2 separate regions of the Mus musculus genome follow, and region 1 is linked to region 2. The links are chromatin loops, found by intact Hi-C in ENCODE. Cell type or tissue: left cerebral cortex. All regions are shown on one strand. Each heading gives the region's core, and the rest is flanking DNA. Links, peaks and the distances in the headings are about the cores only.

What was found. A loop is a pair of places that touch in the nucleus more often than their neighbours do. Peaks named below come from ENCODE experiments on the same cell type or tissue, not always from the same donor. Only the 100,000 strongest peaks of a DNase experiment are listed, where the experiment ranks them.
Region 1: it touches region 2 in a loop (5-fold over the local background); 6 of 42 quality-filtered maps call a loop at or near these places.

What each region holds. Positions count from the first base shown.
Region 1 is chr4:126,193,722-126,208,848 of GRCm38, forward strand. Thrap3 (thyroid hormone receptor associated protein 3) reads right to left here and starts at 8,989. Exons shown (of 12, transcript NM_001356455.1): 1 at 8,849-8,989; 2 at 596-683. Gm25323 (a small nuclear RNA gene) reads right to left here and starts at 7,556; the gene lies at 7,454-7,556. In left cerebral cortex, for the core only: a CTCF peak has its summit at 8,196; DNase peaks (open chromatin) are centred at 8,162 and 9,075; H3K4me3 peaks cover 2,548 bases; H3K27ac peaks cover 2,703 bases.
Region 2 is chr4:126,251,173-126,266,053 of GRCm38, forward strand. Trappc3 (trafficking protein particle complex 3) reads left to right here and starts at 11,233. Exons shown (of 5, transcript NM_013718.2): 1 at 11,233-11,365. The coding sequence starts at 11,324. Map7d1 (MAP7 domain containing 1) reads right to left here and starts at 5,147. Exons shown (of 18, transcript NM_001347198.1): 1 at 4,845-5,147. The coding sequence starts at 4,890. In left cerebral cortex, for the core only: CTCF peaks have their summits at 8,657 and 11,037 (motif pointing left); DNase peaks (open chromatin) are centred at 8,564, 8,829, 9,821 and 11,069; H3K4me3 peaks cover 1,028 bases; H3K27ac peaks cover 3,821 bases.

The sequences.
Region 1 (15,127 bases), core at 4,371-12,370, 60 kb before region 2:
CGTGGTGGTTGATGCCTTTAATTCCAGCACCCAGGAAGCAAAGGTAGACATATCTGAGTTTGAGGACAGACTGGTCTACAAAGAAATTCTAAGCAAACCAGGGCTTCACAGTGTGACACCGTCTCAAAACAAGCAATAGCTATATAACCTGGGGGCTAGAGAGATGATTTAGTGGTTAAGAGTACTTACACAAATCATGAGGGTCAGAGTTCAGATCCCAGCACCAGTATTAAGCTGAACATCCTACCTGTGATGTCATTGTGGGGAGAAGGTGACAAAAGAATCTTTGGGGCCTAGTGGGAAAATAAGAGCTCCACATTCAGAGACTGCGTCACAGGGACAGATCAGAGTAAGAGAGGAGGAGACACAATGCCTTCTCCTGGCCTCTGCAGACACATGTGTACACACATATACACATTACAACATAAAATTGAGACAGAAATCCTATGGATTTAACTCCAGATAATAAATTCAACATAACTGGTGTGTGTGTGTTTTGAGACAGGGCTCACTATAAAGCCCTGGCTGGGTTGAACATAAATGCTTCTTAAAATTAGTGTAGTCATTAAGATTTTTTTTACCACCAAGCATTTACCTCAGTAGAATCAATGATTCAACTTGAACTGCCTCTGAAAAACACCAGCAGCACCACTGGCTTCTTCAATTACAGTCAGGGTATAACTCTGCAATGAGAGGAAGTGGTAAAATGGCTACTATAGCTTAAAGATTCTATTATTGTTTAAAACCCACAACAAAAGTTCTACTTTAGAGGCTGGAAAGATGGTTCATTTATTAAGAGTGCTTGCTGTAGTCAGTCATGGTATGTCACAGAACTCTAGGTTTTAGGTTAGCCTGGTCTACATAGTGAGTATCAGGATAGCCAAGGCTATAAATTGAAACTGTCTTTAAAAAAAAAAAAAATTAAATCCCTATCCCAACCGTTTAACTGTTTGCCATTCAATGGTGAGAACCTGAATTTGAATCTCCAGTATGAACATAAGATCTGGGTGTGTGGAGCCGGGCGTGGTGGCGCAAGCCTTTAATCCCAGCACTCCGGAGGCAGAGGCAGGCGGATTTCTGAGTTCGAGGCCAGCCTGGTCTACAAAGTGAGTTCCAGGACAGCCAGAGCTACAGAGGAACCCTGTCTCGAGGAAAAAAAAAAAAAAGAAGAGTGGGAATGCAGCTCAGTAGCCAAGGATGCAAGCAACAGCAGATCCAATTTCCAACAGTTTAATAAGCAAGGTAGATATGCGTACATGCATGGCAGTAATTCCATCACTATGGAAACAGAGTCATAAGAGATCAAAAGTTCCAGGTCTAGGCTGGTGAGATGGCTCAGAGGTTAAGAGCAAGCACTTGCTGCTCTTCCTGAAAACCCAAATTTGGTGCCCAGTTATGACACACACACACATTATGTGGTCTGAAACAAGAAAAGTGGTTAAAAAAAAAAAAAAGGGGCTGGGCAGTAGTGGTTTGCGCAGGCCTGTAATCCCAGCACTTGGGAGGCAGAGGCAGGCGGATTTGAGTTCGAGGCTAGCCTGGTCTACAGAGTGAGTTCCAGGACAGCCAGGGCTACACAGAGAAACCCTATTATCACACACACTCCTTACCCAGAAAAATCAAAAGCCCATGTGTTGATGCTATTCCTGGCTATCAACTTGACTACACATTTAATTAACTAAAGCACAACAGCTGAGCATACCTGTGAGGGACTTTTTTTTTTAATTATATTTTGGTTTTTTTTTTTTGGTTTTTCGAGACAGGGTTTCTCTGTATAGCCCTGGCTGTCCTGGAGCTCACTTTGTAGACCAGGCTGGCCTCGAAATCAGAAATCCGCCTGCCTCTGCCTCCGAGTGCTGGGATTAAAGGAGTGCGCCACCACGCCCGGCTTAATTATATTTTGTATTTAGAGTATGTTGTGGCTCCAGTCACAAACAATAGTAGCAAGTTACCAACCATGTATGTAGGTGTGGGGAATTGAACCTGGGTCCCTCTGAAAGAGCAGTCATTGTTCTTAACTAATGAGCCATCTCTCCAACCCAGAATTTTTAAAAACAATTAAGTCACTTAAGTCATTTAAGTGGGAAGACCCTCTTCTGATCTGATACACTTAATACACTTTTAATCCAGATCTTTTTTCTAACCCCACTCACCCCCCCCCCCTCCAAGACAGTCTCTCACTTGTAGCTGGCTATTCTGGAACCTGATCTATATATCAGATTGGCCTTGAACTCACAGAGATCAACTTGTCTGTCTCCCTAGTGCTGGGAATAAGGGCCTGCACCTCCACTGCTCAGCCCTGGCTGAAAATTATTCACTGTAATAACTAAAAATCTAAATATAGCACAGCACTAATGCATTTGAGAAGTTTTAGTGTGGCCCACTAGCACTATTTAGTCCTCTATCAAAGTAGTAAAAGTCCTTACTTCCATTATTATTAAAGACCCAGAATGACTAATAAATGAAATGAATTGTGTGTGGCTGTTTCAATTTTTTATAGTAAAGTTTCTTTGAAATATTGGTTTTTACAATATTTCATCCTTTATTTCTATAATTGTCAAATGAATACTGTTATTATTCTCAAAATAGACAAGGAATGAAAAAATTTTCTTCTAGAAGTTCCAAGTAATCTGTATTCAAAAGCTTATTAAAAGCCAATGAAGATCGGTCAGTTTAATCCCAGCACAGAAGAAGACACAGGAGGATCTGTTCCAGAACAGTCAAGGCTACACTGAGAAATCTCTCTCTAAAATGATGGTAAAGTGCTTGCCCTGTAAGAAGAGGAAAACCCTTAGAAGCAGTTGTAAGCAGTTGTGAGCAACCAAACACTGGTACTGAGAATCTAACCTGAGCCTTCTGCAATAATAGTGCCTGCTCTTAACCCGAGTCATCTCTCTGGTTCCTTCTTTTAGATACAGGCTTTCATGGCTTAGCTTTGACTAGCCTGGGACTCACTGTATGGACTAAAATGGCACTGAACTCTAGAAATCCACTTACTTCTCTACCTGCAGAATGATGGAACCAAAGGCACGGACGGACCTCTCTGATCAGCAGAATCTCATTTGTTCTCAAAGTTTTGTTTCTCAAACACCCACACACATCAGAGAACAACTTTCACCATCTGGGACTTGGATCAAACTGATCATTAGGTTCACTGGCAATAATACTGGTTAAGACTCCAAGATAGCCAGGCGGTGATGGCTCACACCTTTAATCCCAGCACTTGGGAGGCAGAGGCAGGCGGATTTCTGAGTTCGAGGCCAGCCTGGTCTACAGAGTTCCAAGACAGCCAGGGCTACACAGAGAAACCCTGTCTCGAAAAACCAAAAAAGAAAACCAAAAGAGGTTCCAAAATACTCGTTTTATTATCTTTGCTGCTGTAGGCTGAAAGCCAAGCCCAGGTAACGCTGACTTTCTCACAATGAAATTTCCTGAATGACTTTACTAACACCCTCATCTCAGTGAACTACTCTATCAACTCTCCATAACTCAACCTTCCTACTTAAAGGAAGCCAGTTACTAATCATTAGCCTCAAAAAAATTTACTAAAAGCAAAGCAATGGCTTTCACAGATGTGTATTAATTTTTAAAAAAAGATTTACTTATTTATTATATGTAAGTACACTGTAGCTTTCTTCAGACACTCCAGAAGAGAGCATCAGATCTCGTTACAGATGGTTGTGAGCCACCATGTGGTTGCTGGGATTTGAACTCAGGACCTGTGGAAGAGCGGCCAGTGCTCTTAACCGCTGAGCAATCTCTCCAGCCCCCATGTGTATTAATTTTAAAAATAAAAATTCTCAGCATCACTTACGGAGTTACCACCACTCTTGAGTTTGCCCACTTTTCTTTCATAGAAGCTAACCACTCCTTCTCCGTGTGGTCACTCACAAATGACACCGTGTGACTTTCCATTCACCACCCCCTTCCTCTGGATAGTTGCCAAGTCTATAGCCTTCCTGCCCAGTCATTTCTCTCATATTAATAAAGAGCAGTGTAGCTGGGTAGTAGGGACTCACACCTTAACCCCAGGGCTCAGAAGGGTGGCAGATCTCTGAATTTGAGGCCAGCCTGGTTTGTCTACAGAGCCAGAGCTACACAGAGAAACTTTCTCAAACAAAACAACAACAAAATTCAATTAATTCCTGGGTTTTTGTTTTGTCTTTTCTTTAAACAGTACTGGAAACTGACGAGAGCCTCTAAATGCTAAGTAGGCTCCCTACATCCCAGAGCCCCTCATATTTTTTGTTTTTTAAGACAGTCTTGCTATGCTTGGCTACCAGGACTTAACTTCGGATTTATCCAAGGAGAGGCCTTAAAAGTGACCATGACCCTCAGCTTCAGAAGCCACCGGAACTAAAGACAATACCACACAGGGCAAACTCTGGTAAATCTCAGACAACCAGTCCTCAAACTCTTGGACTTTTCCTTGTTTGGCCTTCTGTCTTCTGAGACAGACTGAGCTTGTAGTTACCACATTTCAGATGCTACAAAGAAAAAAAAAAGCAAAAAAAAATGGAGACTTTGAACATAAGTCAGCTAAAAAAAGGCAAGGGCAGATGATTATCTTTTTAAAGGTACTGCCTCCCCAAAACTCCTACTTCAGTTCCAAAACAAAGTATTTCCGTGTTTTAGAGGACCCTCCCTTAAAAAAACCAAAACAAAACACTTTCTAAAAAATGTTATCAGGCCAGCCTTTGACCCAGCACTTAGGAAGAGCAGGCCAGTCTGTTCTACAAAGTGAGCTCTAGGAGACCCAGGCTTTGGAGAGACCCGGTCTCAAAGGGCTCAAGATATAGTGAAAAAAATTTTTTTCAATAAAAGAAAAAAAATTCAGAAAACAAAAATAAGGTAAATAAATAAAGCCCAAATAAATAAATAAAAGCCAAGAAAATAAGGCACCAGGATTGCTTTTTTTCTGAAGTGAAGAGGTGGCTGCAGAAAGCAAAATGGTAGGTAAGTCTCTAGTAGGCCAGGCTCTCTGAACTCCTCCTGATCATGCCGGCACTTCTGCCAGGATCCAAAGCCAGCCCCATCATGCCCAGTTACAGAACATTCAGAGACCCGCATCACAAACGCAGAATGGAACAGCAAATTAAAATGCCTGCAATAAACAGACAAGCAGGATCCTGCTCCATGTCAGGGATACCCATCAGGCTATGGTGAGGGTTGAGGTCTGTAGCAACCAGGAAAAGACACGTCTCTCACATAGCTAAACTTTTTGATATTTATAACTATAATGGAGACATTTCTAAAAATGCGCACATTGCATAAAAATTATACAGAGATCCTGACCATCTTGAACTGAGCCATACAGTAATACTGTCTTGACTCTGGAGAACATAAAACTAGTCCCTGAAGTCTATGCTACAAGTCTAACTTATACCTCTATCCATTATTCTACACCAGGCAAGTGCTATCTCCAGCCTCTTCATTACCCCCTATAGTGTTTCATTACACCAAGAGTGATCTAATATATGAATCACTTCCCACAACCTAAGTCACAAATCTTTCCTCTCTTCACCTGTACTAGTGAAAAAAACCCTTCACTAACCTACTGTACCCTCTTATACCTGTCCGCCATACTTGGCTTTCTTTAAAAAAAGAAAAAGTGAACGACCAAATCTAGCCGGGCAGTGGTGGTGCACGCCTTTAATCCCAGCACTCAGGAGGCAGAGGCAGGTGGATTTCTGGCCAGCCTGGTCTACAAAGTGAGTTCCAGGACAACCAGGGCTATACAGAGAAACCCTGTCTAGAAAAACCAAAAAAAAAAAAAAAAAGAAGGAAATCTATCCATTCCTGTCTGAACACCTACTATTCCTTCCACCTGAGTATTCTCTCTCTAATACCCCACAAAACGGGTTCCTCACTTTCCTCCAAAAGAACTCTGGCTAGGTATGGTAACACTCTCTAGCCCAAGCACTCAGGAAGAAGAGGCAGAGGGCAACGTGGTGTACATATCAGCTGCCAGGCAGTACTTCAACTGGTAATCGTACTGGCCTTGGCTTCCTGCACTGTATTCACGGGCCTCAACACATGCTGGGAATACGTAGGCTACCAGGCACTACTGAACCATTCACCCACTCACAGTCACATCAGTCAGTTCACTGACCCTGATAAGTATGAAGCAATCCACCAAAATCTAGTATTTGACCGATAGCATAATTACATTTCCTTCAATTCAGGATCTCATAATTCTCCAAAGAAGCAAGGTAGCATTTTAAAAATCTGTCCAATATAAACTATATAAAAGCATGGTGACTGATGTCTTGGAGATAGCATTAGGACAGACTAGTCTCAGAGATCCTGTCTCAAGGGGGGAGAGGGAGACGACTAAAATAAACTTAAGTTTGTGCTCCTCAGGCAGCCTAATACCTCTTCTGTGCAAATCTTGGACACACTCCAAGAGTTTTTTCCAAAAAATAACCAATACAAAGCAGGTCACTTTTCATTTTCTATAGTTTTGGATTTTTGAAGGGAGGATCTTTACACAGGCCCAGCTGCCTAGACCAGGCTGACCTTGAACTCAGAGATCCACCTGTTTCTGTCTCTCAAGTCCTGGGTAGAGCACACAGGTCTATCTGGCCCAGCTCACCATAGTTTTTCTTTCTTACTTTTGCACTAAGGAAAACCAGTATTCTAAAAAGCTCTCTATCACTGAACTACACCCCAAGAATGTGACCCATAATCTCACTAAACAATCCAAACTCCAAAGTAACCACACTTGGTAGCAAAGATACATGCTGCATACTGGAGCACTAACAATTACTAGCACCCCTTTCTAACAGGGCTGTATTTAGTCTGCAGACTAAAATACCAATCCTACTAAGTGTGACTGTTCACCTCAGCAATCACCAACACTCAAGAGACAGAGGCAGGAGAGGCCCTACCTAGAGACTAAATCAATCTCTAAAACTAGAGATCCTACATGGGTACTAAAAGAACTGAAAAACAAATGATATTTGTATTAAGTGTGTTCTGTGTGTGTCTCTCTGTCTCTGTATCTGTCTGTGCCTCTCTCTCTCCCCTCCTCCCACCACCCCACTCCTGAGACAAGTTCTCACTATGTAGTTCTAGCTGGCCTGGAACTCAGAAACCTGCCTACCATTGCCTCGGAGTGTTATGATTAAAGACAAGAACCACCACACCCAGCCATCCAGACATGTAGTAACCTTCAACCAGTTCTTTTTACAAAATGTAATCAAACCAGAGTGGTGGGCTCACCTTTGCGAGGCAGTGGGAGGCTGGAATCTTGGGTCAACCAGAGATACACAGTAAGACCCTGTCTTCAAAAAACAAAACAACACACACAAAAACAAGTTGGGTGTAGGGGCAAAAGCCGCTCTAAGGTAGAGGTAGGAGGCTCAAGAGTTCAAGGCCAGTATCAGCTACATACAGAGTTCAGAGGCCAGCCTGGACCTTGTCTTAGGCAAAACAAAAATTAAAAAAAAAAAAAAAAAAAAAAGCAATCATGCCAAAATAGCTGCATTTGCGCAGGGGCCATTGCTAATCTTCTCTGTATCGTTCCAATTTTAGTATGTGTGCTGCCAAAGCAAGCTCGCTGCATTACTTTTTGATTCACTAAGTACTAATATTAATTCAAGATACACATCTGCAAATTAACTAAAAACTACAAAGACCAACTTTTCTCCACAAGTTTCAAGGCACCAGCCGTCTTTAACATTTATACAGAATAATATATACACCTAAGCTGTCTAAATAATAGGATTGACTACACACGGACAGTATTTCCACAAACAAAACTAGGAAAGATCTGAAAAAAGACAGTTGGATACATGCCTTTCGACTTAGGACCCACAATCGAAAACTCCCATACCCGGTAACAAGGGGTTAACCGTCAGTGAATTTCGTTGAATATTTACACTAAAGGTAGCCAGGGTTGTGCACTGCCATTTTAGAAAAAGAAAAAAAAAAACAAAAAAACTTAAGTACGTTAAAGTAAAAACTGAAATTTAAACGCAAAAGCTGATAAAGCCGTCTTTCTTGGCTCTGTCCTATAACGTCCTTGCCATATTGTTTCTATCCAATTAGCAAGCTCCTCGTTAACATAGGACTCTCACCGATGGCTTCCAACTTCTGGGCCACCAATGTTGCCGCCAACTACCGCCGCCACGCTCCACCCATTAAGAATCACAAGAGCAAAGAAAATAAGAGAAAAGTTGTTTAAGTGTGGGACACAACTGCTTCTCACCAGCAGGGCACACGCCAATCACCGAAGGAACGCAAGTCGGCCTCACTTGCAACCAAAGGAAGAAAGTGGGAACTATTTTTCCGATAGGAAATAAACTTGGAATAGGCCTCTTTTGGCCAAGAGAGGAAGAAAACAAAACAAAAGAACAAACAAGTTTAAAAAAAAAACAAACACAGAAGAAGTACTAACATTTAGTGTGCTAGCAGCCACATGGGCCCTAGAAGACAGAACCAGGCCAATGGAGACTGGTGGGGGAAGGGCGTGCAAGAGTTCCCGGAAAAAAAAAATTCAAATAACGAGGTTCGTAAAACAGGATTTGGGGGGCGGGGGGGAGATGGAGTTGGTGGAAGCCGTCGTTCCCGCACAGTGCACAGAAGTGTGCAAGCTGTTTCAGAGAGAAGGCGGCCGGAGCCCGGAGAACTAGGCCGGAGCGGAGGGAAGCGGAGAAGGGCGGGGAGGGGGAGGAGCCGATGGAGCAGGGCCCGCTCGGAGCAGGCCCGGGCCGAGCGTGGAGGAAGCCGCCGCACGCTAGGCCTAACCCTCGCCGGGGCCCAGCCGGCGCCCAGAAAAGAGGAAAACCCCAACACACAGAGATTAGCTGAGCTGTCCTCACTCCCATCAACTGCGTCCACTCACCTTGACCGGCCGGAGCGACTACAGCTGCAATCTCGCAACGGCACAACCGGCCCGAAGCTCGCCCCCGCCCGCTAGCGCGCCCCGCGTCCCCGCTCTCCGACGACGGCGGCTACCGCCTCGCTCCGCTACCTCCTGGGAAATGTAGTCCTAGGTTTCTCTCTCCTGACTCACCGGACGTCCTCTCGAACTCTATTTCCCACAAGGCAGAGCGAGCGTTGGGCCCGCCGCTTTGCGTCACGCGCCCGAAGATCGGCGGTCACGTGGGCGACTGCGTTGCGCCTCCGTTCCCCCCTCCCCCCGCTCCCGCCTGGGTGGCCTGAGGAAGAGGGAGGGAGGTGGACGGAAGGGGCCCGGGCGTTGCTGACGCCACTGCCCCCACCATTTTGGAGAGGCCTCTCCGGGGGACTGAGGGAGGGCCCGAGCCCCACCCACTCGTCTTCTGCTTACGTCCCCGGAAAGTCTCTAGTTTGGTGGCCATCAGGCCTCTTGGCATTCGTTCTGTGCCTTACCCTTCCCCTGCTTTCTGACCTTGAACAGATCGTTGTATAAAGTGAGGCTCATAATTTGTACCTCACAGAGTTGTTGGGAGGTCCCCGACAAAGGAAGGCACTTGATCACCCGGAACCCAGAAAACGCAACGCAAAATGGAGAAGAGTTGTTTTGATAGTGTGATCTCAGGGGACCCAGAAGTCCGTTGGATCTCGGTCTCTCCTACAGCCACCTCCTGTCCCATTTAATGGCAATAAGAGCCCAAAGAGGTTTTTAGTTTGGGGATTTTTTTCATGGGGAGCGGGGATTCTAGACAGGGTTCTCGGTATACTGAAATACTCTAGGTAGAGCAGGCTGGCCTCAAACTTGGCCCAGAGAAGTTTTTTAAGAACATGGGCCCAGGAAGTATATTAGTACCTGTGGAACCACAAATGTCCTGGAAAGTGAAACCCTGGGATTTGTGTTTTCTCCTTGGTTTTTGTTTTTTGTTTTTTTTTGTTTTTTGTTAACTTTAATTTTTAGAACAGAATCTCCCGTTGTATGCCAAGCTGTCCTGGAAATCACCGGGTAGCACAGGCCGTCCCCTAAACTCAAGGCAGCCTTTTCGTCTCAGCCTCATTCATGACTGCTGAGCTTACAGATGTTAAGTCACTACGAGGCTGTTTCTCACATGGTCACTAAGGTTTTTTAGAGCAGTTTGGTTTTCTCTGCACTTGCTTGCCTTAGTGAATCCTGCACATGTAAGCGTTCAAACGTCACCTTTTCTGTCATGCATTTACGAGCTACTGTACTGCTGTAGCTATTGAAACTGTTCCTGTTCAGATGGAAGGAAGGGTATCCAGGGATTCGGAAGGCCCAGGAACCGCTACGCTCTGAGAGGAAGCCTCTTCAGCAGAGGCATTGCAGCTCGGGAGCCTCAGCCCTGATCTTTCTTCTCTTCTTCTCTTCATGGCTTCTTTTCTTCTTAGCTTCTTCCAATGAGAAAGCCATACCAGGCAGCAAATCTCATAAAGCAGATTTATTGGGAGGGTTTGGGGTACAGAACAAAGACTCGAAGAGTAGTGGCTGTTTCTGCTCCTGGCAAGTGAACGAAGGACAGGGGTTATATATATAGGATTTATTCGGAGGCGGGGCTTTTCAGGGCATGCAGAGATTTCCGGAGTAAGGATTGGTGGGATCTCAAGTCCTGAACTTGGGGAGCTCAGGGATTGGTGGCTTTCCCCCACCCTCTTTCCTGTATTGAGCCCATGGATTAGAACAGGAAGACCTTCCCAGCTGCAGGCGGCTTTGACCTGACGGACACTGGAGACTTGATGCCCCAGCTGTGGTGGTACTTCGTGATGGCTGAGGTGGGAAAGCAGTTGCCGCCATTTAGACAGTTCCTTAGGTGTGCTGCCCAGGGACTACACCTATAATTACTAAAGCACCTGTTTTGTCACCAGCAGACTGTGAGCTCTTTGAGAACAGATGTTAGGGTCGGTCTGGTTTGGTATTAAATGCTAAATTCTGTACCCCAAGATCTGGTTGTCCCAAGACGAGCCAGTTCTCATGTGCATCAGCTTTTGTCATGCATACCAACACCAACAGCAGCACCAGAGCAGCCCCAGCAGGGATGATGAGTGTTGATGAATTTCTCCACATACCAGGCCAAAGCAGACAAAACACACATCGATCGGTAAACTTTTCTCACGAGAGAAAAGTCGCCAAGCTCAACTCAATCTGTAAGCTCTCTGGCCTCAGTAGTATTCTACGTAATTCATACTTCCCCACTTGTGAAGCATTTCCTGTGAGCTGCATACTCTGTAATTCCTCTTGAGACGTTCGGTTTCGATTTAAACTTCAGTTTGCAGGTTTTCTGGATGTCTACTACATGCCATGCCTAGTGCAAAATACTGCAAACACACTGATAAGCTAGACGAGTACCATCTGCCTCTTCACTGGCCCAGAAACTGTCGCAGGGGTCTGGTCCTCACCCTCTCTTCTCATCCAGTCTCGTCAAGTCCCCTACTCTCCTCCACTGATCCCCTGTGTTCACAGCGCCTTTACATCCATTGATGTGATTAGCTGCTTAACTCTCATTTCTAAATGTCTGGGAGCTACCATGCTTCCTGACTTCCCACAGGAGTGTCAAGCTTAGCCTGTCTATAACTAAATTTTCCTTCCCTTCTCTAGAGCACTTTCTAATTAATTTGATGTGATGTGTGTGTCTCCATCCTATGGTTGGTTGACTGATTGTTTTTTGTTTGCTTGGTTGTTTGGTTGGTTGGTTGAATAGTTTGGGTTTTTCAAGACAGGGTTTCTCAGGTAGCCCTGGTGTCCTGGAACTCACTCTGTAGCCCAGGCTGGCCTCAGACTTAGCTATCCACCTGCCTCTACCTCACAAGTTCTTACCATACCCGGCCCTGAGCATCCTTTACTAGACTTTGAGCTCATCTCAGAGAACAATTTATCACTCCTTTTAAACAGACATTTATTTACAGATGCACTGATGCCACAGCACACACTGGAGGTCAGAGAACAACCTGCCAGAGTCAGAGTCATGTGTCTCTTTCTGTCCTGGGGTTCCAGGGATCAAACTCAGGTCACCAAGCTTGGCAGCAAGCACCTTTACTCATTAAGCCATCTCACAGCTCCTATTCCTCTTTTCCAAAATTTTAAAATCCTGTTTACTTTGTGTGTGTGGGTATTTTGCCTCCTCCATATCTGTCTGTCTGTGAGCCATGGGCATGCAGCACCTGAGGATGCTGGAGAGGCAGTGGGATCCCCTGGTCTGGGAGTTGAAGCTGGGTTCTCTGGAAGTATAGCCAGTGATCTTAACCACTGAGCTATCTCGCCAGCCCCACCTCTCTTTTAAAGGCAGGGTCTCAAGGATAGGGATGTAACTCAATTGGTACAGAGCCTATCATACATAAAGCTGATTTCAATCTCTAGTACCTAAGAATCCTGAGTGTGGCTGTTCATACTCTGGAGGTAGATATAGTGACAATTTTGGAATATTTTGGTCTCCTTAAAAACACAGAAATAAGCTGGGCAGTGGTGGTGCACTCCTATAATCCCAGCACTTGGGAGGCAGAGGCAGGTGGATTTCTGAGTTCCAGGACAGCCTGGTCTAAAAAGTGAGTTCCAGGACAGCCAGGACTACACAGAACTACACAGAGAAACCCTGTCTTGAAAAACTAAAAACTAAATAAATAAATTATAAGAACGTGGGTTTTTTAATCCCAGGTGTGGAGATCTGGGGCCACTTTGACCTGTCTGCAGCAGCTGACCCCGATTTGCCTCATTCTCTATTCTCTAGTGGAAGCATGGTTTCGCAAGCTGCAGATAATTTCTGCAAATATTTGTTGTTTGGAATTCTGGGAACTTTTCAGAGGATATATATAAATCCTACCCTGGTAGTCGGGCTCGGTGGTTGCTGGTCGTTTAGGTCATTGGTTGCAATTTGTTAGTAGCCATGGTCAAAGAAGAAACAAAAAGAAAGAAATTAGATTCAGCCATTCCTCTAAATCCTCTCTCCCTCATCCTTGTTTCTCTTTTATCTATGATAGGGGATGAAACTGGGGCAGGGGGTAAAAGCTGAGGCAGTAAAAGAACCCACAAAGTAGAAGAACCAGCTACAGGCAGAGTTAGAGGCAGGAAAACCAGAAGAAAGTCAAGGTCAACCCGTCACAAGGTCAAGGTCATCCTGGAGTCACAAGAGACCCTATCGCAAAATAAAAAAATAAAATAAAATGAAAAGTTTTCCCATGTAGTCTAGGCTGAGCTGTATCTCAGAATTCACCTGAATGCTGGGATTACAGGGTTGCACTGGGGCATCCAATTCTATTAATTTCTTCAACAAGTATCATATCATAGGGTTTCTATTGCTGTAATAAAACGCCATGACCAGCTGGGCAGTGGTGGCGCATGCCTTTAATCCCAGCACTTGGGAGGCAGAGGCAGGGGGACTTCTGAGTTCGAGGCCAGCCTGGTCTACAGAGTGAGTTCCAGGACAGCCAGGGCTACACAAAGAAACCCTGTCTTGAAAAACAAAAAACAAAACAACCCCACCCCACGCCATAACCAAAACAACCTAAGGAGGAAAGGGTTTCTTTCATCTTACCACCTTACACCTCCTGTCACACTCTTATCAGTGAGGGAAGTCAGCATAGGGCCTCAAGCAGTACTGAGATCAGGAGGTCAGGAGGCCTGAAGCTCAGGGCGACTGCTGCTTACTGACTTGCTCCCAGTGACTCACACGCCCTCGCTTTCTGACAGCCCTGGGACAGGGATTACCCAGAGGGTAGCATTGTCCTCAGTGAGCTGGGTCCTTTCCCATCAATCACCAACAAGATGAGCTAAAGGTTTCCTCCTCCCGATTGACTCCGGCTTATTTAACATAAGGGGACAAACATGGTCAGGTTTTATGCTGACCTTGAGTACAAAGGCCACGCCTCTGTTTTAAATGATTTTTTAAAAAGAATTTTTGATTTTATGCATATGAGTACATTGTCGCTGTCTTCAGACACCCCAGAAGAGGGCATCAGATCTCATTACAGATGGTTGTGAGCCACCATGTGGTTGCTGGGAATTGAACTCAGGAGCAGTCAGTGCTCCTAACCTCTAAGCCATCTCTCCTGCCCTTTTAAATGAATTGTTTTTGTTGTTTTGTTTGTTTGTTTGTTTTTGTTTTTTTGACACAGGGTTTCTCTGTGTAGCCCTGGCTGTTCTGGAACTCACTCTGTAGACCAGCCTGGCCTGGAACTCAGAAATCTGCCTGCCTCTGCCTCCCAAGTGCTGGGATTAAAGGCATGCGTTACCACGCCCAGCTTAAATGATTTTTTTAAAGAAAGGTTTTCCAAGTCACTGTGTGAATATAAAACACATTTCTGTCTCTTGGAAGTATCTGCAATTTGATAATAAAATCCTGCAGATTAAATCTTTTTCTTTTTTTAGATTCATTTATTTATTATATGTAAGTACACTGTAGCTGTCTTCAGACATTCCAGAAGAGGGCGTCAGATCTCATTATGGATGGTTGTGAGCCACCATGTGGTTGCTGGGATTTGAACTCGGGACCTTCGGAAGAACAGTCAGTGCTGTTAACCGCTGAGCCATCTCTCCAGCCCCTAAATCATTTTTATTATTTATATATTTTATTGCTCAGATGAACATTCTTAGGATTCGTGTAATAGAGAAATTGATGTTTTAATAAGAAATTGTGCTAAACTTTGAAAAAAAAATGAAACAAAAAAATCCTGTCCCTTTTCTCTAAAAGCTGACTTCCAACCTGGCAGAGAATATTAAGAATCCTGTCAAGGGCTGGAGAGATGGTTCAGCGAGTAAGAGCACTGACTGCTCTTCCAGAGGTTCTGAGGTCAAGTCCCAGCAACCACATGGTGGCTCACAACCATCTGTGATGGGATCTGATGCCCTCTTCTGGTGTGTCTGAAGACAACTATAATGTACTCATAAGTAAAATAAATAAATCTTAAAAAAAAGAAAAAAGAAAAGAAACCTATCACAGCTTGGCAGTGGTAGCACACATCTTTTTTTTTCCTTTCTTTCTTCCTTCCTTCCTTTCTTTCTTTCTTTCTTTTTCTTTTTTTGGTCTTTTCGAGACAGGGTTTCTCTGTGTAGCCCTGGCTGTCCTGGAACTCACTTTGTAGACCAGGCTGGCCTTGAACTCAGAAATCCACCTGCCTCTGCCTCCGGAGTGCTGGGATTAAAGGTGTGCGCCACCAAGTCTGGCGGTAGCACACATCTTTAATCTCAGCACTCGGGAGGCAGAGGCAGGCAGGTCCCTGTGAG
Region 2 (14,881 bases), core at 6,882-14,881:
AGGAGAGAGACAGAGAGAGAGAGCGAGCGAGCGCAAGTCACAGAGACAGAGAGAACCCAAGAGAGAAAGCAGACCACATAGACAAGGGTGCACACAATGATGGGCAAGCCACTCTTGTGTCTCTCTCAGATAAGAGACATGGGATTCAGAACTTCACAGGCACAGAAATGTACACAAGGCTTGTGCCATGTCCATTAGTTCATCCTTTGTTTCCATCCTTAGGGGGTATACTATTACCCCACTTTACAAACCAGAGAAGCAGATTCTGAGAATTAAGACACTTGCTAGGGCCACACAGCTGGTGAAGGATAAAGGTGGGGTTTGCAGTCAGGTTAACTGTCCCATCTGCTCTCACTGCTATGGGACGGGGTGAGGGGTGTTCCCAGGTTTCTCCTCCTGGAAAGATCTGGGCTGGGAGAAGGTGATGGCTGGGAAGGACAACGCCCGGGGGATGCCTGGATGCTGGGCCAGGACAGGTGTTCCTAAAGAGCAGCATAGCCTGGCCTGGAGGAACTAGGCAGTTTTGTAAGCTGTACACTGGGAAAGGCCAGCCTCCCCCAGAGGTAGGAGGCAGGGTCCTGAAGCTAGGCTGAAGCTTCTGCAGCCTTAGTGAGACAGAGGCTCTGAAGGAGAGCCCTGGCAGGCCTGGCGGCCATTGTTCCCTAGCCTCCAATCAGGAGCACCCACTTCCTGTTATTTTAGGCGGCAGGAAATGACCCCATCCAGCGGCCCAGGCCGAGTCCCTCCCTCAGCCCCAGCCCATAGCCTGGAGAACTTTAGCTAGAGCTAGACTATCATTCACCACTAGAGTTCAATTTACTCAGCCTCCAACCTGACAGGATTCACAGGGAACCCATAGCGAGCGACCAGTGTCTGCCAGGAGAAACGACAGGGGGCACCGTGGACCACAAGGCCCACAGAAGGACATTTTGGAAGAGAAGTGGCCAGACCCTGTCACTGGCTTGCTTGGTCACGATGATTCTGTATTCAGATTTGGTGCTGAATCGTCAACTCCTGAGGCTGCCAGTTCCTAGCTATGTGGCTTTGGGCGAGCACCCTTACCTCTCTGGGTCTCATCTATAAAATGGGGAGAAAATGAGTCCCTCCTCATAGGGTTGTCATGAGGAACGAAGGAGAGAGGACACTGCCCTGGCACAGTGAAGGTCGTGAACAAATGGTGGGTGACAGGGACAGGAACAAGAAATGGGGGTTTAGAGAGCCAAGGAATCACCTCCTTCCCTAGGTCCACGTCTCCCCTGACAACTCAGGAGGATCAGCAATATCATGTTCCCTACTCCAAGCTCCCCATTTCCCTTGGGGGAAGAGCTACAGCTGAGAGGTGATGGAGAAAACACTGGAGGCTGTGCCCCGGGGTGCCAGGCAGAGCTACCACCAGCCAACAAAGCTACATTATCTAAGCCTGCCTCGCTCATGGACTCCCTCCCTGGCCCAGAGGGGACCCAAGGACATGACTCCCATGCTTAAGGCCTCCGTTCAAGCTCAGTCAGACTTGAGACTAACTACTAACTGCTCTGAGAGCCTCCACGCTGGTCTGGGGCCCTGCTTTCGGGCTTCCGGCTCGCTTGCTTACCTCTGCCCCACTAGTAGCCAGTGGCCATCCGCAGGGGGAGAAGGGCTAAGCTGGCCTATGTCCTTATTCCTCATTTGCATATGCGTGACTTCACATTAGAGGCTCGTTAAAGGCCTCACACTGAGCCCACCAGTCCAGTGAGGGGGACTGTCCGGCAGTGGGAGGCATCAACCATGTTGGCTGTTGCATGGATATCTGCAGTCCATTGGGCCGGTCTCCCCAACTTCTACGGGGTGTGCCACAAAGCCCATGCTCTGCGGCACCACATTGGCAGGCAACCATGGTGCTTGCCCTTCTTCAGAGAACACATCTGCTCCCCATCTAAGTCAGAATAGGTTCTGACTGACTGCATTCACCACCTCAGCGCAACCAGCACCCTGCTGTCACATGGTGGGGCCACAGGACAATGTGCAGAGACCCGAGTCCTGTTTTCTCTCCTCCTGCCAAGGAGAACTTCTCTCTTGTCCAGGTGCCCTCCAGCTCCTCACATCAGTCTAGGTGTCCCTCGCCTGGTATTCTGCCCTATTTATACCAACCCCTCCCCCTTTCTTTCTTTCTATTTATTTATTATATGTATGTATTTATTTATTATATGTAAGTACACTGTAGCTGTCTTCAGACACACCAGAAGAGGATGTCAGATCTAATTACGGATGGTTGTGAGCCACCATGTGGTTGCTGGGATTTGAACTCAGGACCTTTGGAAGATCAGTCGGTGCTCTTATCCGCTGAGCCATCTCTCCAGCCCCCTCCCCCTTTCAATTCTAATGGGGGGTCCATCTGAGGTCCTCAGACCTCTGACAGAATTAGAAATGATATCAATAAAACACAAGCCTAGGCTGGCATTGACCAAGTACTAACTGTGTGCCAGGGGCTAAGTTAAAGAGCCTGGTGCCCCTAAGGGGTCATTTCTAGCACTATTCTTACTTTCTAGATGGAAAAACTTAAGATTTGGGTTAAGAAACAGCCCCCCCCCCATCGTCCAGTGGAGGTTATGACGTGGAACTCATCGATTCTAGTGTCTACACTCTGAGCTGCTTCCCAATCCCCGCCCTCCCCCACAGTTCACGCCTCCCCACTGGCACCAGTTGTAATGAGCCTAACCACAATAATGGTAATCACACTTTAAGGAGGGTGTCTGGTGCCTGCATGCCAGCTTCCTTTAGGTTCATCATCGCCCATCGACCACAAGAGGCTCACAGCGCAAACCCTGATCCATGTTTTCCCCGGGGAACAGAATCCCTAGGTCCAGGGCACTAGTCAGGAAACAGCTGTCTGGGATTTCCATCCAGGCCTTCTGACTCTAAAGGGGATGCCACCCTTGTCCCCTTACCCCATGCTGTCTGTTACAGCTCGGTGTACAACTAAGCACCTGAAGAAAGCAGGGTCACGTCACCAACACTCAGAGCCCTAGACCACTGCCCCATATTCTCCCCGGACCACTGCCCCATATTCTCCCCGGCGCATACTATGGGCCTGTCATTTACTCTCAGGAAGTCTTGGCTTTGGTCACTTTCAGATTCTCAATGTATAGAGAAACAAGGCATGATCCTGACCCAACCTGTCCTGTAACTCCATCTAGATCCCTGTGAATAGAAGAGTTTTCTCATCCAGACCTCTGCATGTGGCCTTCCGCACTCACCTAGGCCCTCAAGTACAGCCAAGCATCCCACCCCTGCCCCCATACACAGTCTGGGCCACTCATCCAAGTGCCCTAATTATAAACCAGCCCCGGCTAAGGCTGTGTCCCTGCCCTCATTTGGGCTCTCGTGCACACCCCAGTGCCATGAACTCTCAGGTGCAAAATACCAGTAAGCAGATGGCTAGACCAGGCTGGGCCTCCCTAGGTGTCCCCTCTCAGGCTCCGTGGAACCAAGACAAACTGGACCACCCTCGTTGCCAGCACAGTCTGTAAACCTCCAGAAGCCCACCAATCTCCACCTACATGTCATAGATCCCCACCAAGCACCACGAAGACACAGGGAGGAGCCCACCCACAGCCAAGCAGCCCCCACCTCATCCTGGGTGCTCTCCACCCCTATAGATGCTCTCAATCCGGGGCTCCACACCCCAGGGGGCAGGGAGGTGACAGGATTAGGCTGGGAACTCTCTGGAAATGTGGGGATGACTGTGTGAGTGGATCAGGACTTGGGTCCTCAGTAATCAAGCTTTTCCCTCCCCTTCCAGGAAGAAAGAGTCCTCCCTCCAACACGGGGCCCAACCAGAATTCTGTCCCCACCCCCTCGTCAGCTGCTCCCAGATAGAATGGGGTTTGCAGAAGTCCAGAACACTGGTGGTTGGTGGGGTGAGGGGTGGAAAGGAGAGCTTTGGTGGTCTAGGGCATTGAGACTCTGTGTGTGTGTGTGTGTGTGTGTGTGTGTGTAAAGCATCCAAAAACCCTCAGTCTGAGGGAATGATGTGGCATGTAGGGAGTGCCATCCTTGAGCGGTCACCTCATTCTACAGAGTCCGGCCCAAAGAAGTGACGTGGTGCCGGCAGACCTCTGTCACTCCTGTCCCAAATCAGACTGGGTGGGCTCTGAAGTAGGCCTGGCTTTTGGGAAGGCGGCCCACTCCCCAGCTCCCACCCGCGCCCCAAACAATACCGCCTCCCCCTCCCCCTCGCCTTTATCCGGCGGGTTACTTGGCAGCCACCGCTAAAGACCTCCCCCTCGTCTCCCTCCCCTCCTGGTCGGCCCACAACAGCAACAGGCCCTTTGCGCGGCAGCTGGACGGATGGGGTGGGGGCGAGGTCTGGGCCAGGGCCTGGGCGTGGGGGTACGAGGGCCTAGCTTCGGTATGCATAGTTCCAGACCTGAGAATCTGGTACCCTAACACACATATTAAGACTAAGGTCACACGTGCCCGCGGAGGATGGAGAAGACAGTAGCTCCAGCTCAGTAAAAGAGGATCTTCAGAGTCTGGGGTGGATCTCGAAGGAGAGTGGGGGTGGGGACGAGAGGATAGCACCAGGCTGCGGCAGAAGGGTCACCCCATCGAATCCCTAGCCGGGTTCCCACGGATCCCGATGCCCCGTGCTTCCCGGCGCGGAGGTTGGGGGGAGGAGGCAGCTGTCAGAAGATGCGTCCGTGGCCCGGAGCCTCGGCAGCGGCCACAGCCTTTATTTTTAAACTTCTAAGTGGTCAGAGGGCGCGGGGGGGAGGGGTCCCCGCCCAGCCGCCAGCCTCATCCTCGGCCGCCCTGCGGCTACTCGGTCCCCCTCCGGGCTCGCTCTTGTGTGGCTCCCGGCTTACCTGCGGGTGCGCCCGGGCCGGGCTCCACACGCGGGCCACTCTCCATGGCTGCGGCGTCACTGGAGGTTTTGGGGGAGGGTCTCAGCCGCGACGGCGGCGACGGCCGGAGGCCAGGACCAGGGTCCCGCGGCGCATCCCGCCCGGCCCGCCCAGCGGGCAAAGACCCAGAGGCGGCGGCGTTCCGAGTGGGAGAGGTAGAGGCCGGTGGCTAACGAAGCTCTGAGTAGCCAGCTACCCGAGGTCGGTCCTCCGCGACCGCGATTCTGCTCCTTTGCCCCGCGCCGGCCCAGTCCTGGTCGCGGCCCAACCCTATTGTACCGCCCGGGCTGGGCCTGGCCTCTCCGAATGTACCAAGTGCGCGGGGGATGACCGCCCCCGCAGTGATGGAGTACGGAGCCACCACGGGCACAACCAGAGGGCTCCGACACCGCCCTGCGATGCAGCTCCCGGAACTTCACGATGCTCCTTCTGTGGTCGCCGCAGGGCGGACGCCGAGCTGGGGGCACGCTGCTGGCCACACTGACTCCCCCTGCGGCCGCGCGTTGGTACGTGCCGCGCGCCTGAAGACTATGTAGGGAGCTCTCGGGTGACTCACCGGCCGCTGGGACTAGGGGAGTGGGGTGCTGGGTTAGGATCCCCTATTCTCTCTCTGGATGCTGGAGGCTCTAGCGTGCAGTCTAAATTCTCTCCCAAGCCTGCCTCAGACAAAAATCTTTATTGGGGGGGGGGCGTTGCAACGCCTGAAGAACGGTCTCATGGAGACTCCTAAAAGGGCTATCCTTTCTCTTTTCTGGTGATGGCTGCGAAGGCGCTTTTCCTCTTGCACCCTAGGGTTGGTGTCTTCTCTGTTTCTCTGGGAGTAATTACAACCCTGTAAGGCGCTTTACTCAGGTCTCTAATCTGCTGGGGCCCTCCCTGATCCAAACTGGGTGGTCCTAGCCTAGAGCCTCCCCTACCTTCATCAGAAGACCCCCATCCCCCGCCCCCACATCTCTCCAGAAGGATTTTTCTTTCCTACGGCTCGTCGCGATAAAGAGTAGTAAGCCTCACTTCACCCTCCTCCCCGAAAATACTCGGGGCTCTGGAGTGGGCTCTCCTATCTCCTGTTTCAATGCCCGCCCGCTGAGGTGAGGGCTTCGAGCCAAGTCGGGCTTGGCTTCGGACAGGGTGCAGGGAGCTTGCTGGGAAGGTGGATCGATAGTAGAGGTACTGGTGCAGAGAGGACCAGACTGGAGGGAGGAAGGAGGGGCCGCTGGGCTCTGCCTATCCTAGCCCTGCTCTTTGTCCTGACCTGGAGGTCATTTCTCTAGTTGTCCACAGATTAGGGCCAGGGAGGCACTGTCTCCCTGTCTCTCCTTCCCCTTCCTAACCACTGGACCCTCCTTCCTTAGAGCACCTCCACAGAACAGTCATTCCAAGGGAGAGGGCAGGGAGTACGATTCAGGGAAAGGGAGAAGTTTCAGGCAACCTAGCAGCAGTTTCTATCCCAGTAGTAAGTAACTGGCGCTTTGAACCCTGGGGGGAGGGGGGAGGGAAGATTCGCCCGAGGTGGAGGCTGAGTGACTTTAGAAAAGGATGGTGCTAAAGGCCAGCAACGAGAGTGACACGTCTCCTGAAACTCTAAAGTTGATAAACAGCAGTAGTGATGTGGGGGTGCAGTGCAGCCCACAGTGGCTGCCTAGCGTGCACTAAGCCCTGGGCTCGGATTTCCAGCACTACATCAAGCAGGCGTGATGGCACAGGCGTGATGGCACAGGCCGGCAATCTCGGCACTTGGAAGGTGGAGGCTGGAGGATCAGACTTTCAAGACAGGCTTCAGGGGGAAAAACAGCTTGGTGGGTAAAGGTGCTTTCAGCCAAACCTGATGATCTGAGTTGGATTCCTGGGACCCACATGGTAGAAGAGAACGAATTTCTGCAAGTTGCTCTCTGATCTCTGCACTCCTATGTAGAATTAAGAATGTACTTCATCCCGGGAGGCAGGTTTCTGAGTTCAAGGCTAATCTGGTCTGCGGATTGAGTTCCAAGACAGCCAGGGCTACACAGAGAAACCAACACACAAACACACACACACACACACACACACACACATAAATAAATAAATAAATAAACAAACAAAAGAAAAAATATATTTAGATTGGGACTCACTGTGTAGCCCTGGCTGGCCTGTAACTCACCCAGTGTACCAGAATGGCCTCCAATTCACAGAGATCCACCTTCTTTCTCCCTGGTGCTAGAATTAAAGGCACATGCCACCAATTTTTAAAAGTAAGGAATATAATAAAACTCCCTTTAAATAGTATTATAATATTTAAATAGTATTTATAATAATAAATAAAAACCCCTGGTTATGGGGCAATTTTGAGGGCAATTGGGATGTATGAGATATGCTTCACAATAAATAAAAAAATTAAATTAAATGGTGCCATGAAGTATTTTGAGGGTCATTGTAAAGATTAAGTAAGACAATGGAAATGAAGTACTTAGCATAGGGCCTGGTATATAGGAAGTGCTGAGTACATATGATGATGACGATGATGGGAACTCAGATATAAAAGAGGATGAAGATGACATTCCATATTTGCTGTTAGTCATCCCATCTGCAGGATGAGGTGATCACATGGATACTAGAGTCCATGGCTGTCTCTTGTGAATCCAGAGGTCTAAGGTTTACATTGTCCAGAGCTGGGCATAGGCTCGTACTGAGCCCTGCAGAGAACCCAACAAGGGACCAGCTGCTTGGGCTGGTTTTCCTCCTACCTCCCAGTCCTGGGATAAAAAAATGGGAGTGGTGAGATTCCCACAGTGGGGAGAGTTCAGGAATAAAGAGGGACAGTGGATTTAAAGGAGCCTAAGAGCAAGAGATTCCAACCTGGGAAAGATATGAAAACTGGAAATCTGCACTTGTGTCTGATCATCTAGGACTGGCTTTGGGGAGTTCTCTGAACTGGGCAGGGGTAGCTCAGGTGTGTGGTGGTTGGCTGCATCTTCAGTCCTCCACCAAAGGCATGTTTGCATTTACACAGGCACTCTGGAGGGCATTTTGGTCAGTGTTTAAGGACACTTTTTTTGTTACAACCGAGGGTGCTATTGGCATCCAGTGAATGTGAGACAAGAATATGGCTTTAAAAAATCCTACAACCCTGTCACAACAGAAAATTCACGGACACAGAATGCCTGAGGTACCAAAGTTGAGGAACCCTGGCCTCAGCCTTTAGTACTGCAGAGCAGCTGGGTATCTGAGAGGTAGCCAATGGGAGGGGCAGGTTTCCTGGCCAGCAACAGCTAGAGCATTCTGGCACAGCTGAAGGGCCTATATGGAGCCTGGGAGAATGCCTTTTGGGGAGCCAGGGCAGTGCTACAGCCCTATAATGCGTTTGGAGTAGGCAGGCAGAATAGACACTTCTCTTTTCTCCCTGTAACTGACCAGGAGCTCCAGCCCAGCAACTGATGATTAACAGATTTATTTATTTGTTTGCTATTTATTTATTTAGAAAAGACTGGTGCCTTTATGTTTAAGGGTATGAGGGGGCTCCACATGCCTTCTCAAAGAAAGTGCAATCATGGGTATGTGTAACATCTGGGCTGAAACCCCAAGAGGATATCCTGCCCATTCAGCTCGAGGCAGGGAACTTTGTCGGCCTCAGCTGCCCGGGGCAGTCTCCTCCCCCTCCACGGAAATAGACAAGAGCGAGTGAATCGTTAGTTTCTCCACCAGGCTGGGCTGGGGTTGGGGAAATTCCCTGACTGAAGATCAGGATGATGTCCCCTTGCAAATCGTCCTAGAAGGAAGGCAGGAGCCAAAACGCTCCCAATCGCCTAGTTTTGATGGGGCAGAGCCCAGGATGAACCCACCCAGTACTGAAGAAAACGGTTAGGAGATTTAACTCAGATACAAATCTCAGGACTAGGGCCTGGGATGCTGCCTCCACCCCCACAAAGTAGGAAGTGGGAGGAGCCTTTTGGGGGGCAGCGGAAAGTGCAGCCACCAGATTCTCACTCCCGCTCCACCCCCACCGCACAGCACAAAGAAGAGGAGGGGCTGTGACTTAGACTGCCTCTTAGCCTCTAGGGCCCGCGGCTTGAGACTGGGACTGGGAAAAGTCCTTCAGGGTAGTAGTGACCAGCTGCCTCTTTCTCTCCTTACAGCTCTTGAGGAGGAAGGGAAGAGCAGAAGTTCCTAGGCAGGAGGAACTAAAAATCTGTACTACAGAGGTCAAGCCTTTGGGTGTCTTAGAGGAAGTCTTTTTTCAAGCTCCTACTAGGGATGAGAAACAACTGGTCCTGGGGTCTCTTCTCCAATTTCCTTTTTTTTTTCCTTCTTCCTTCCTTCCTTCCTTCCTTTCTCTTTTTTTTTTTTTTTTTTTTTTTGAGACCGGGCTTCTTGTAGCCCAGGCTGGACTTGTACACGCTGTTTGACTGAGAATGACCTTGAATTTCTTACGTTCCACTCTTACTGCCTTCTTTTCTAGGGAACAGGAGATGAGGGTCGGGAGGGATATCTGGTTTCCTAAAAGTCTTACTCCCTACAGGTGGTAGAGAGGGAGAGGGAGGGGCTGGAATTCAAAATTGAAGGGAGAAGTCCAAGAACTTGGGGCCTGCTGTGTAGGGAGTTCTGTCTTGTTTGTGCTGGAGATGAGACCCAGGGCCTTGCCCATACAAAGCATGCGCTCTACTCCTGATCCCTGACAGCCACCCCAAGGAGTTTTCAGGTTGCAGTCTGAGCAAGGATGAGACCTTACAGATCAATACATGTGCCCCGCCCCCACCCTTAATTCAAAACTGATGACTCGGAGAACTGTCCCAAAGAAAAGGCAGGGCCAAGTTCGGGAATCAGAGGCAGAGAGGGGGGATAATGAGTCCGTGAGAAGTCAAGGAGAGGCTCCACCTCCAGTCTGTCCAGAACCGCCCTGCCTGACAGCAGGCTGGGTGGGGTCAGGCGGCTGCCTGTGACTGTGACTCAGGTTTCTGTGGGCAGCCAAGGCAGCCGGCAGGGAGGAGCCCAGACCGACTGACAGGCTGGCCAACTGCTGTTTTCACCTCAGCTGTCCCCTCTCCTGGGAATGAAGGAGGCTCTGGACTAGCCTCACTGCTACTCTCCCAAGGCTACAGACTTCTGTCTTCTTCTTCTGCTCCCTTCTAGAGACCCTCATGCAGCCTCCTGAGGTCGTGCCACAGGATGGAGAGTCAGGGATCTCTGCCTCTAGGGAGGCCCCGGAATGTCTGTACTACAGGGAGAAGGCTATAATAATGATTGGTCCTATAACCTCAGGGAAAGACTGGGAGAAACCCTTGCCCCCCTCCAGCCTTCTCCTAGCCTAGCTGGCTCAGTATCTGGACAGAGCAGTTGTCATGGTGAAGGCCGGGTGGTACACAACAGTATATAGTTGCTGCAGAGACAGACAAGCAGGCTGAAGCGAGGAGACCTGAATTCCAAGCACAGTGCCCACAGGGCTGACCACTAAGGAGAGACGGCCGGAGCCAAATCCAAAGGGCTGTGGTCAGTGATGACAGGGCTTTGCCTCTGTGAAGGGTAAGAAGGGTTTGGTCAGCTAGCACATTCCTCAACGATTGTTGGGCTGTGTTTGGATCTGTTGGACTGTCTTGATAGTGTAGCTCGAAGGGAATCACATTTCCTCTGTGCCTTTTCTGTGCCCACGATCTGTGCTCATGTCTCATTAATATTTACAGCAACTGAAAGAACTTCAGCATCTGGCCTCAGATGGCAAGCCTGGGATTAGAACTCGGCACTGAGTGCCACCACAGCCGGCATCTTGGTTTTTCTGGGAACTAGGCAGGGTAGCTGTTCTAGAGAAGGGACGGTAAGTGATTTGGATTTGTTAAAAAGGCCACAAGTGTAAGGATGCAGGGCTTGGCTGTGTTTGGGGTTTGGGAACAGATGGCAGTTGAAAGAGAAAGCCGTTAACTATCCTGACATAGAATATGTGGTCATGCAAACTTTTTATAATGAACTTTAGACCTCTGTGTGAGCCATCGCTAGTTTTTCAGGACATCCTGGGCGCTTCTGGAGCTGATCTGCAGCAACAGAAAACAGTTCGAAATAGGGACTTTCCAAGACCAGTCTGGGAGAGAGAAGAATTTGCAGAACATCACAGTGCCAGTCGTGGGGGAGGAAAATAAGGACACTCTGTGGACAATGTAGGACTACCACAAGGTGCGGATGCCACCTAGCGGCCATAATGGTGCAGCCACCCGGGCGCTGGTAGCATTCCGGAGCTGCAGCTCGAGCTGAATCACGGGTGGGACTTCCGGGTAGAACTGCCGGATGCTGTAGTCTGACTTTGGTCAGCCGAACCACAAGTCCCGGGGTCCTCTGCGCCACACCGCGCAGGCGCAGTGAGGAGGGGCCGGTCAGTCCTAGACGCTGAGGGGCCGCGGCTGGGTTGAATCGGCGACTCCCGGGGTCTGGGATCTGGGTTGTGAGGAGGTGAGGTGAGGCGGCACTGAACGGTGGGCACCATGTCGAGGCAGGCGAACCGTGGCACGGAGAGCAAGAAAATGGTAACTGAGCGCGTGACCCGGCGGGCCGGGCGGAATCGAAGCTTCCTGGGAAGGGGCCTGGTGCTGGCGCTCCAAGTGATTGTCAAATGAGTCCTGCTGTGAGCTGTGGGATGGGGAAGTCCCAGTGTGGGTCATTCCCTAGGCGTCCGGCGCTGGGGCAGCTTGGGGGGACCCCTGAGTTGCCCCTCCGCCCGCTACACCCAGGTCTCTCGGGGTCGAGTGCTAAACCAACAACAGCGACGGTAATCAATAACAGTACCAACCATTTACTGATCTCTTACTGTGCGTTTGGTGCTAGGCTATTGCTTCCATTATGTCATTATCACAAGGTAACCTCTTCTAGGTGGATAATGTTATGGCGTTTTACAGCTCAGTGAAGTTTATGGGACATCCAGATTTACACTTCGGAAGAGTTAGGATTTAAACCCATGCCCCTCCATTTCTACAGTGAATATTTCAGCTTTTCACTATGCTTTAGGCATTGTGAGACTTAGACAGTGGTCTTGTCAGAAGGGGACTTGCCATCTAACATTAAGGAGTGAGCCGGCCTAAGTATTCAGTGGCCCCTGTAATGGTTGAGAGGATAACTGTGGTTCCTTCCCTAACCTGGGAGTAGTGGGACAGGATATAATCCCAAAAGGCTGGGCTGGGCTGGACTGGGTCTGGAGAGTCAGGTGGATATCAATTTTCTCCGAATCCCAAGGAAAGAGGCTTTCTTGTCAAGTGTTTTTTGTTTGTTTGTTTGTTTGTTTTTAGTGTATTCTTTTGCAGAACTGCCCATGCTGTGCCTTTGCTTTGGAGTTTCAAACTGAACATCTGGGAGCGGAACTGTAGCTCCAGTTGGTAGAGTGTCTGCTTAGCATGCACAAGGCCCTGAGTTGAATTCCCAGCACCACGTAAACTAAGCTTGCTCATGCATGCCTGTAATCCCAGCCCTCGGATGGTAGAGAAAAAGGGTCAGGAATTCAGGGTTGTCCTTAGCCCGAGATAAGATGGAGGCCAGCGTAGGCTACTTGAAGCTACTACTTGAAACTATTTTTAACACACAGAGTGTTGGGGACGTGGGGTGTGGGGCTCACATCAGGTTTGGGAGGTAACTCAGTGGTAGGATGCATATGCAGGATACTCTGAATTCAGACTTCAAAAAACAGCGGGACCAATCCGAGGTTGCCTGCCTGCTGACTAGATCTGGAAACCTATGTACTCCACTCTGGACAGTATGATTCAGTATGATTAGACTTTGTGTCTTATACCAGGAACAGCCAGCACAGGTGGAATCCCTGTTATTCCAGGCTGGTTCTTCCCCACCCCACCCCACCCCACCCCCAGAGCTGAGACTCTAACCCAGAGCCTTGTGCTTGCTAGGCAAGCGCTCTACCACTGACCTAAATCTCCAAGTCCCTAGGCTGGTTCTTTATAACCCTCGGACCACTTTCAAGACACAATGACAGCAATGATTCATCTCTACACAAATATTAAATTACACAAACACGAACTCAGTGATCAAAGCTGAGTTGGATCCTAGCACCGCAAACACAAAATGCAAAAACCCGACATCATATACACACATTTCATATACACACATTTGTTTGTATTTTCCAGGGATTTGTGTGGGCCTCAGCATACTCTGGGGATGGTAAGTTAAGAATCAGTTTTAGGGGACCGAGCATGCACACACACACATACACACGATGGGGGAGATTTCTGGAAGAAATAACAGTAGTTGAGAGTTTTGTGCTAGAAAACAATGTCATCTAGAAGAAAATATACACATGTTCCTTGGCATTTTCAAGTGATTATTAGTTTCTTTAGCTACAAAATGGGGGCTGTGGTACCAAAGACTAGAGGAAAGAGTGTTAAATTTAAGGGGATGGATGGTGTTTCCTTGGTGATGGGAGCAGACACTTATTCCTTAGTCTTTGTATCCTGTTATCAGTATTTGTTTGATTTCTCCTGGACTCAGTATTGATGTGGTTTGTTCGAGCCAGGGTCTCTCTACATAGCCCTGGCTGACCTTAAACTTGCTATGTAGACCAGGCTAACCTGCTCCTTTTGTTTTCATTGTGTCCTATGAGAATGGGAACTCAAGCAGGGCAAGGGTTTGCCCCTTCCACTGCTCCAGTCCTAGCATCTAGAACAGTGCCTGCCACTGGGAGTCCGTCCGGCGAGTGAATGAAGTTAGGGACTGCATTTTCTTACTTGGTTCCTACTGATTCTACTCTGGGCTTGCCTCGTGCTCTCTCTGGCTACCTGTGTGTGTTTGAGACAAGGTTTTTCTGATGATCCAGACTCGCTTCCAACTCCTGTTTCTCCTGCCTCTTATCTTATTTCCGCAGGTCTGGGGTTACAGGCATACCTAGCTCACTTTTTTTTTTTCTTACATAGATTTACTTATTTATTCGCAGAGGGGGCATATGTTAGGGTTACTATTGCTGTGATGAGACACCATCATCAAAAGCAATTTGGGGAGGAAAGGTTAAAATAATCATTCACAGTTCATCATCAAAAGCACTGTGGGCAGGAAAGACCTGGAAGCAGGCCCTGATACAGAGGCCATGGAGGGGGCTGCTCACTGGCTTACTCATCACGGCTCCCACAGCCTGCCTTCTTATAGAACCCATGATCACCAGCCAAGGAATGGCACCGTCTACAATGGGCAGGCCTCTTCATCAATCATTAATCAAGAAAATGCCCTACAATCTTATGGGGACATTTTCTCAATTAAGATTCCTTCCTTTTAGATGACACTAGCTTGTATCAAGTTGATAGAGAACAGGTAGGATATGCCACAGTATGTGTGGAGGTCAGAGGACAACTTAGAGGGGTCCCTTCTCTCATCCCACCATGTGGGTTCTGAGACCTAACTTAGGTTATCAGGCATAGCAGCTGGCACCTCTGCCTATGAGCCAAAGTACCTGGTTCTGACATGTCATTCTTTGGGGACAATACCCCTCTAGTGGCCCTCTTCCAGGTAGTCCAGCCTTGAGCACACAATTACTGTATTTCACATAAACCTTCCAAGACCTAAAGGGTTAATGTGCCCAGGTTATCTGATGTCTACTTTTTTTAGTCCCTGATAACCAGAACATTGGTGGTCCATCTGTCCATCAAACTCTACCTGAACACCAACTGTGAGCAGAGCTCCTTGGTGTTCCAGCCTACCTGCGGTGGTAAATGCAGAAATGAAGCCCTAGACTCTTAACTGTTCCCAACAACAGGGATATTGTACTGGCTGGGACTGGGTCCTGTTTTATTGCTTATTTGCTGACACCTCCTCCCCACAATGCTGGGGATTGAACTCAGGGCCTAGGCACATGCAGGGCCAGTGGCCACCACTGAGCCCTGTCTTCAGTTTCTTCATTGTTCCAAACACCAGCCAGCTTCAGCATCTTTTGAAATTTTCCTGACCTCAGGATGGTAGCAGTGGTAGATATGACATTGTAGGGCTGTGGGAGAGTAACTAAAAATGTACGTAAAGCTGTCAGCATACTGGTGACACTGTCAGCTGGCCTTCTT